Regions from separate parts of the Mus musculus genome. Here all the other regions are linked to region 2. A link is a loop called in an ENCODE intact Hi-C map of the cell type or tissue named here. Cell type or tissue: heart. All regions are shown on one strand.

Evidence for each region. A loop is a pair of places that touch in the nucleus more often than their neighbours do. Peaks named below come from ENCODE experiments on the same cell type or tissue, not always from the same donor. Only the 100,000 strongest peaks of a DNase experiment are listed, where the experiment ranks them.
Region 1: a loop joins it to region 2, with 3 times the contacts of the local background. A loop is called at or near these places in 12 of 42 quality-filtered maps.
Region 3: a loop joins it to region 2, with 4 times the contacts of the local background. A loop is called at or near these places in 11 of 42 quality-filtered maps.

What each region holds. Positions count from the first base shown.
Region 1 is chr15:81,801,421-81,803,920 of GRCm38, reverse strand. It overlaps Gm17597 (predicted gene, 17597), which reads left to right and starts at 1,308. Exons shown (of 2, transcript NR_155271.1): 1 at 1,308-1,511; 2 at 2,220-2,500. It also overlaps a transcript of Tef not described here. In heart, a CTCF peak has its summit at 1,149; a DNase peak (open chromatin) is centred at 1,380; H3K4me3 peaks cover 1,390 bases; H3K27ac peaks cover 1,447 bases.
Region 2 is chr15:81,743,867-81,746,366 of GRCm38, reverse strand. Zc3h7b (zinc finger CCCH type containing 7B) reads right to left here and starts at 1,269. Exons shown (of 23, transcript NM_001081016.2): 1 at 1,021-1,269. In heart, a CTCF peak has its summit at 1,256; DNase peaks (open chromatin) are centred at 396 and 1,256; H3K4me3 peaks cover 1,930 bases; H3K27ac peaks cover 1,955 bases.
Region 3 is chr15:81,811,425-81,813,924 of GRCm38, reverse strand. Tef (thyrotroph embryonic factor) reads right to left here. Exons shown (of 4, transcript NM_017376.3): 1 at 2,205-2,500. The coding sequence starts at 2,355. Among named protein-coding and RNA genes, the nearest start is that of Tef, 1.3 kb to the right of the region's middle. In heart, a CTCF peak has its summit at 1,364; DNase peaks (open chromatin) are centred at 1,024 and 1,474; H3K4me3 peaks cover 1,417 bases; H3K27ac peaks cover 1,066 bases.

The DNA.
Region 1 (2,500 bases), 58 kb before region 2:
AAAGCCTGCTGTCCTGCCTCCCCAGATCTAACAAAATTAAGCCCATTCCTGGCTCTAGAGGCTGAAAGGAATGCAGAGGCTGTCCTTTTGGCTCTTAAGTTTGGAGAGACTTGCAGGAAGAAGTCTGGTGGGGAGGTGCGGTTCGGGGGTGGGTTTGGGGCACCGTGATGATGAGATATATCAGATGCCAGAACAGAATGAGGCAGATGCCTGAAAGAGGCCCCAAAAGAGCACCCTGACCTCCTATCACTCCTGACAGCACAGACAGGTGGTCTCCTCTAAAAGCAATGTGGTGGGACTGGTGCACAGGGCTCTAGATAGCAAATCTTGTGCTTAGCATTCAAAAGGCCTGGGTTAGATCCCCAGTACAGCAGGAAAGTTTTGATAAAGGTAGTAAGAACTGGTTGAGCCAGAGAGATTTGGCGACATAAATATCAGGAGAGAGTACCCTCCATTAATTCCTCAACTCCCCATAGCACTTAACTTTTCCAGGAAAGACTTGTAAGGTATCTGGTACTGGCTCCCCAAGCCACCCCCTCCACACCCTCCGTCACCCACTCTGCTCTTCTGCTTGTCCCTAGCCCCAGGGTTGCCTGTGGTATCCTAGGAACGTGGGGCTTGTGGTCCTGTTACATAACCAGCTTCTATCCCATCCATGAGTTCAGCCCTCCAGCAGCGAGCAAATGGTGAGCAGAAATCCTCCTCTCCTCAAATCCACGGGCCCTGCCACTCCTCTGCTCACCCCCAACGTGCAGAGGGAGGGAGCTTAAGAAGCAATCAGCTTCCAGTTGGACTCCTTCAGGCACTGTAGTCCATCCTTGCCCCACGTGAGCACAGCACCTGTCAGTAGCTGCACGCTGGCCCTGGCACCAAAAGCCAGCAGGCACCGGGGCAGCCCAAGAGTTGGTGTGGCACCCACATACATCCTGGGGTCCTTCTCTGCATTGCAGCCCTTCCTGCCCATCTCGCTACTGTCCCTGTGCCTGCTTCCACCCCCTAGGCACCTTGCCAGTATAGACCACTTGTGTTCCTACCTGCCTTCTTCTCTGACCAAGGCAAAGAATGCTCCAGCAGGGACTTGAGGACCTCAGGCATGTCCATGGCAGGGGCCACTCCAATCTGGCTGCAGCTCGACATGGCCCAGCAGGAGGTGCTTGCTCCGGAGTTTAGAAGCAGCTGGAGAGGCAGGGGCTGCTGGAGAGCCACAGGCTAGGGAGGCAGGCGGGGTGTGAGCCTGAGGCAGCCAATGGGCAGCCCCAGCCCAGCCCGCCTGTCCACCCCCAGCTCGGCCACCTGCCAGCTACGGCAGCAGCCAGGCCTTCCCTTCTCGCTGCTTGGCAGGGCGGACCTGGCCTTGTGCCAGCTGCAGCACGTGGAGCCACAGCACCAATCCTCTGACAGAGAACCCGGCCTGTTATCTAACTTTGCAAAGGGAAGTTCTCCCCCAGTCTGGGAACCATAACCAGGGCTGCCAGATGAGAACGGTGAGAAGAGCTCCACGCCCACAGCAAGTGAGCACAGGCACATGCAGGGAACTGGGGGGGGGGGGGGGGGGCTGGAGGCCCAGGCTCAGTGGAGAGCAGGGCACATGGTGCAAATCAACCTGGGCTGGAATCAAGAGGGAGCCGGAAGAAAGGATGATAAGAGTAGACCAGCATCCCAGGCATCTGAGCCCAAAAGATGATGTAATAGCACCATGCATTCGGTTCATGTGGGAGCGTGTGAGTCCCAAGGGGTTGGGTATGTTTGAATGTATATGTGCCGTGTGCATGAGCCTCACAAGGTGTGTAAGCGTACATGTGGGGTGCATAGCTGGGGCGTCATACTATCTGTCCAACTTGAAGCCTGTTCTTCAAGTCTCTGGTCTCTCAGAAAGGGAAGAAGAGGAAAATAGGTCCCTAGGATGGTCGTTAAGGTGGGCACTACTGAAGCCGGGCGCGGTGGCACATGCCTTTAATCCCAGCACTTGGGAGGCAGAGGCAGGCAGATTTCTGAGTTCGAGGTCAGCCTAGTCTACAGAGTGAGTTCCAGGACAGCCAGGACTACACAGAGAAACCCTGTCTGGGAAAAAAAAAAAAAAGGTGGGCACTACTGAAAAAGGACAGCCCTGCCAACTTGATTCAGGCCTGGCCTAAGTGACAAACCTTGCTTTGCCCATCACTGAGGTTTAAGTGGCAGTGGCCACCTGCTATAAACTCTTCCTTTCCTTTTTCCCACAGGTGCACTGTGATTCCCCAGGACATTGACTGTGGATGGGTGAAGTCACACACTTGCATGTCCTCAGCCTTCCAAGAGTGGAGCCAGAGAGGTCAGACTTAGGCAGAGATGTCAGGCTGCAGAATCTAGAACAAGCCAGCAATTGATTCTGAGGCTCAACTTCAAAACTGAACACAGTAAGCTCCCTCAGGCCTCCTTCTGCAGCTCAGACACCCTGGGGCAAATGATAAGCTCTTGGTTTTCTGTCCTGTGCCTGATCTCACAGATCCATGGCTGTTTTCCC
Region 2 (2,500 bases):
CGGCCACCCTATTCTGTCAAGAATGAACTCTTTCTACACGTTCCCACTCCTGCGGTGTGGGGGGGAGGGAGGCTTTGTCTCTGCGAAGGACCCTCAACCCAGGAACTTTACAAACACCTGAACCTGAGGGTTTCTAAGATAGAAAGAAAAAGAGTTATGGATCGCAGAAGGGACCTTGTGTCCGCTGAGGGCAGTGGCGGCGGGGTCGACTCTGCTTCCCCAGGGCCCCCAGCCCTGCCAGGGCGCCCCTCAATCGCCACAATCCCAGTCCCCAGCAGTCCCCGTGAATCCCCTGCCTGGTTACTGCCCACCCAGGAGGCCTCTGAGCCCAGTGACGGATGCCACGACCGGAAATGCCCTCCTGCTCAGCAGACCCAGACCGCGCCCCCCTTTCCTGCCGCCCCCTCCCCCAGGGCTGGGCCCGCAGGCCCCGGATCCCCGGACTCGCGTGGCCGCGGTAACCGACTGGGGCGACCCATCAGCCGGCCATTGTCCCCGGCCCTCGCCGCGGCCCCTCTACCTCTAGGCACTGCGGATTCAAAGCGAATACAAAAGGAAAGGGGGACCCTAACTGCCAGCCTCGGACCACCTCCTTGCAGTGGGATCCGCAAAACATCCGCGCGCACACCCAAACCTCCAGACGCAAGGGAGATTGCCCCACACCACGGAAGAAAAATCCCAAGGCATCCCCTGGGGGCTGCAGTGCAGCCCCAATCTCCCAGGCGGCAGGTGCCCGGCCACACAATAACTTTGAAACTTTGGGGCAGGGGTACGGGAATCTGCAGACAGATTCCTCCCCCCAGAAAAACCCAGTTCGTGGTAATGGAGGTGCTATTGCTTTATTCTTGCAAAGCCGCCTTTCCAGGTGGCCTGGCCGGGGCTTCCCGCGCCTCCTCCGCGCGCGGCCCTGCCCGGCCCTGCCCGGGCGCCCCAGCCTCGCGCGCCCCAACCTTGCGCGCCGCCGGGGACGCGGTGGCCCGGCCTCTGCCCCGCGGGGCTCCGCCGCGCCAAAGCACTCACCTCGGCCGGGCTGCGCTCCCCGCGGGCCTGCGCCGAGCCCGATAAATGGTATGCTATGACTAGAGGTATGATTACGTTATTATTATTAGTAATAATAAGAGTAAATGCTATTTAATTACGGGCGGCCGCATCCTGCTCCCGGCGCCGCCGCCCGGGCAGCTCGGTCCATGTGGCTCCGGAGCGCTTTACTTTCATTTCCAGCCCCCTCGGCCGGCCGCTCGCGGCAGCACCCGCTGGAGGCTCCGTCTCCCTGCAGCTCTCCCTCCTCGGGTCCTAGAGAGCGCAGCTCCTCCTCGCTTTAGTCGCGCCCGGGGTGGGCGGCGCGGGCTGCGCACCTGGGGGGGAGGGGGGAGTCGGCAAGCCCCCCTTCCCAGTGGAGGGATGCCTGGAATTCACCTTGATTTTCTTTTAAAACTGCTCTTCCTTTTCTGGGATTTCCTTCTAGCAGTTCTGCATTTCTGGGCGGATGCTGGACCGACCTCTGTTTTGTTTTTCCACCCCTCAAACCGAGCGTAAAGCTACACTTGGCTTTCCAGGTGTTTTGATGAAGGAAGGCATCTCCAAGCATCTGGTCATGTTGTGCCCTTTCTTTGATAAGGACCTCGGTCAGGATCTCCTTTTTGGCTAGGGTTTCATGTATAGAAAGTTAAAAGCGGGTTGGGGGCGGGGGGGCGCAGGGGGAAATCAGTGACACTTGTTTAAGAAAGCCTGGCTGATTTTATTCAAGGTAGGGCTATCATGATGGGTTTAGGGACCATTGCAGTGGGGTTTTGCAGTGGTGCTGAGACACTGGGCTCAGCCCTGAATTCAGCATGAACCGGGAATTTATAGAGCAAGGAGCAAGGCAGGGTCAGCAGACAGAAAACTTGAGGTATAATGTGATTGCTGTTAGCTCCACCCAACAGGGTTCTTAAGTGTTTTTAAAGTCGGGTTTTTATTTTGTGTGTACCAGTGTTTTGGCTGTAGATATGCATGGGCATCATGTGTGTCCCTAGTGCCTTGCAAAGGTTAGAAGAGGGGATAGGAGTTCCTGAAACTAGAGTCACAGATGGTTGTGAGCACTGTGTGGGTGCTGGGAATGTAACATGGGTCCTCTGGAAGAGCAGCAGGTGCTCTTAATGGCTGAGCCATCTCTTCAAGATAGGTTAGGTACTGGAACATCACCTTGGGGTATAGTGGAAGAGGAGGATCCTGAGCGTATATTGGTGGTGTTCCCAGATGGAAGGTAGGGGAGTCTAGTTAAGCCATGCTTGCTAAAAATTGGACAATTGGGCCAGGCTTGGTGAAGCACACCTTCAACACCAGCACTTGGAAGGCAGAGGCAGGCCTGGTCTACCTAGCCAGAGCAGTCAGCTACATAGAGAGACACTATCTCAAAGAAAATAATGATAATAAATTTAATTAATTAACTTATTTATTTATTTATTTATTTATTTTCTGAGACAGGGTTTCTCTATGCAGCCCTGGGTGTCCTGGAACT
Region 3 (2,500 bases), 68 kb before region 2:
ATCAGAGAAGTGGGAGATGATCATGACACGTTCATAATAGGTTTTCAAAATTGAAGGAGACAACTTTGAACCCTGGATTTAGAAGTAAAAAAAAAAAGAGAGACACATCAAATATTATTATGTTGGAGGAAAACCAGCCATGCTTGGGTCCCAAGAGCAGACAGCCAAAAGGGAGCCATTAGTCCAAGAACAATGACCAGACCCCGTGAGTTGGAGATTCTCATAAGCACAACTTGCTCATAGCTTGTAATATGATTTAACATCAATTCTTATGGCTGCCTTTTTAATTTAATTTTTTAAAACCAGGCTTTGATTTAAAAACAACTGGGAGGCAACAAAACTCCCAGCCTATGGGCTGGGTGGGCCAGATGGTCTCTCTGAGTCCACATTCTGTTCAGAAACGACTGGACCAGTCGGGTGGGGTCACTTGGGATCAAAAGAGGTAAGAGAAGCAAGGAGATAAAAAGCAGCTTGACAGAAGGACAAGCAACAGGAAGTTCCTCATTTTGCCTGACTAAAGCAATTAAAACATTTTTTTTCCTGATTTTCTGAGATAGGGTCATGAAATCCGGGGTGACTTCAAACTTGATGTGCATCAGAGGATGACCTTGAACTAGTGGTCCCCCTGCCTCTACCTCTCCAGTGCTGAGATTGCAAACAAGCACCACTACAATCAGTCAGGCTATCACAATCCAGTGTTTGTAAGGTCAAGTTTTAAATTAATTTCAAAAGGTAAATGACCGACGTGTCCAGGACTTAAATCACAGGGACTGACACCAGTGGTTTGTCAGTTTCATACAACAGAAAGAACACCAAACCAAGAGCCAGAAGGCCCACCCATGTGACCTTGAGAAACCATCTATGCCTCTCAGGAGTCTCAACTTTCCTCACCTAGAAGTGGAGAGGTAGTAACCCAAACAAGATAAGACTATGTCAAAATGCTTTGTGAGTGTGGGCAAATGCAAAGCAAAACCCCAGTATGGCCTGGTCCTCTCTGGTGAGCTTAGGCAAGAGCTGCCAGATGTGAGCACCAGCCCTTGCAGTTTGTCTTACACTCAGATCTGGATGGAGTCATCACCTTCATACAAACAAAAGCGTTTGTGCACATGAGGTCCTGAGGCAGGAGGAGAGAATCTAGCCTCACCTGATGAGCAGAAGCTATTTATAACGTAACAGGGACAACCATAAGCACAGCAGCCCCAGAACACACCCAAGGAAAGAAACAACAGCATTTTAGAAAGGGAAATGAGATCCCTGATACAAGCAATCCACAAACAGCCAAGTCCTTCCCAGATACCCTAATTAAGCTGAGCTCTTGGAAATCTGAAGATCTCAGACTGAAAGCACACATCAATGGACCTAAAACCCCACAATAGGTGGCAGTCCTGCTGCTCTTCCAGGCCAAATACCCAGGCCAAGTCTGCTTTCCACACCAGGCCCCAGGGACTCTTGTGGCCTGGGCAATTCGATGAAGCCCGGTCCTGCTATTGTGATTCCCAACAATCAACCAGGAGAAGGACCTGAGTGGCCACATTCTAACCCTCATCACAGCCCTACTTTGCCCAGCCTTCATTCCCTTAATTTTTTTTTAAACCAGGCTTTGATTTAAAAACAACTGGGAGACACTACCGACCCTCATCTCAAATTGCCTCCTCCATCCACACCTCCCAGGGATGCATTTCCAGTAAAGCACCACCGTGGACCTGCTCACTGTCCACTCGTAGAGAGGAGGAATCGTCTTCCTCCAGGACGGACCAAAGACATACAAAGGCCATCTGCTATACTGATCAGGGCCTCTCAAACTTTGGTGGTGAACTCTGCACCCACGAGGGTGCAGTGGAGTGTTTCTTAAAATACACGCTCTGTCTCAAGATCCGCAGACTAGGTGAGGTCCAGGAACCCGCATTTGAAGGCAAGCAGTATCCTCAGGATTTGGATGCAGGCGGCCCCACTGGAGCCCCCTCTAAGTGGCGGCTTCCTTGCAAAGTTCTGTTGACTTGTCCTTTCCAGATCACCCCCTGACTTTCTCTCTGGGCTAGAGGCCTAGTCCAGCAGGCCCCTAGTCATGCCCGGGCCCGCATAAACACCACACCACTGGACCGCTTCACCCTGACCTCTGACCCGGCCCGGGCCGGCCCGCCCCCACAAGGCCCCGCCTTTACAGAAACCCCGCCCCCAGACACGCGCGAGCCCCCCCCCCTCACCGAGGCGCGTCTCGCGCGGGGGGTTCTCCATCAGCTTCTTCAGGACCAGAGGGAAGGAGCCCGACAGGCCCCGTTCTCCAGCTGCACGCCCCGGGCCCGGCCCCGCCTGAGGCTCCACAGGCGGCTTCTTCCCGCCGCCCGCGTCGGACATCGTGCCCTGCGCCCCACTCGTGCGCCTCGCCTCCCCCGCCCGCACCCCGAGACGGGCCGGAGCGGCTCGACCCGCCGCAGCTGCTGACACGGGCAGCACTGCGCAGACGCGCTACTGCACCCCCACCTCTCTCCATCCGCACCCC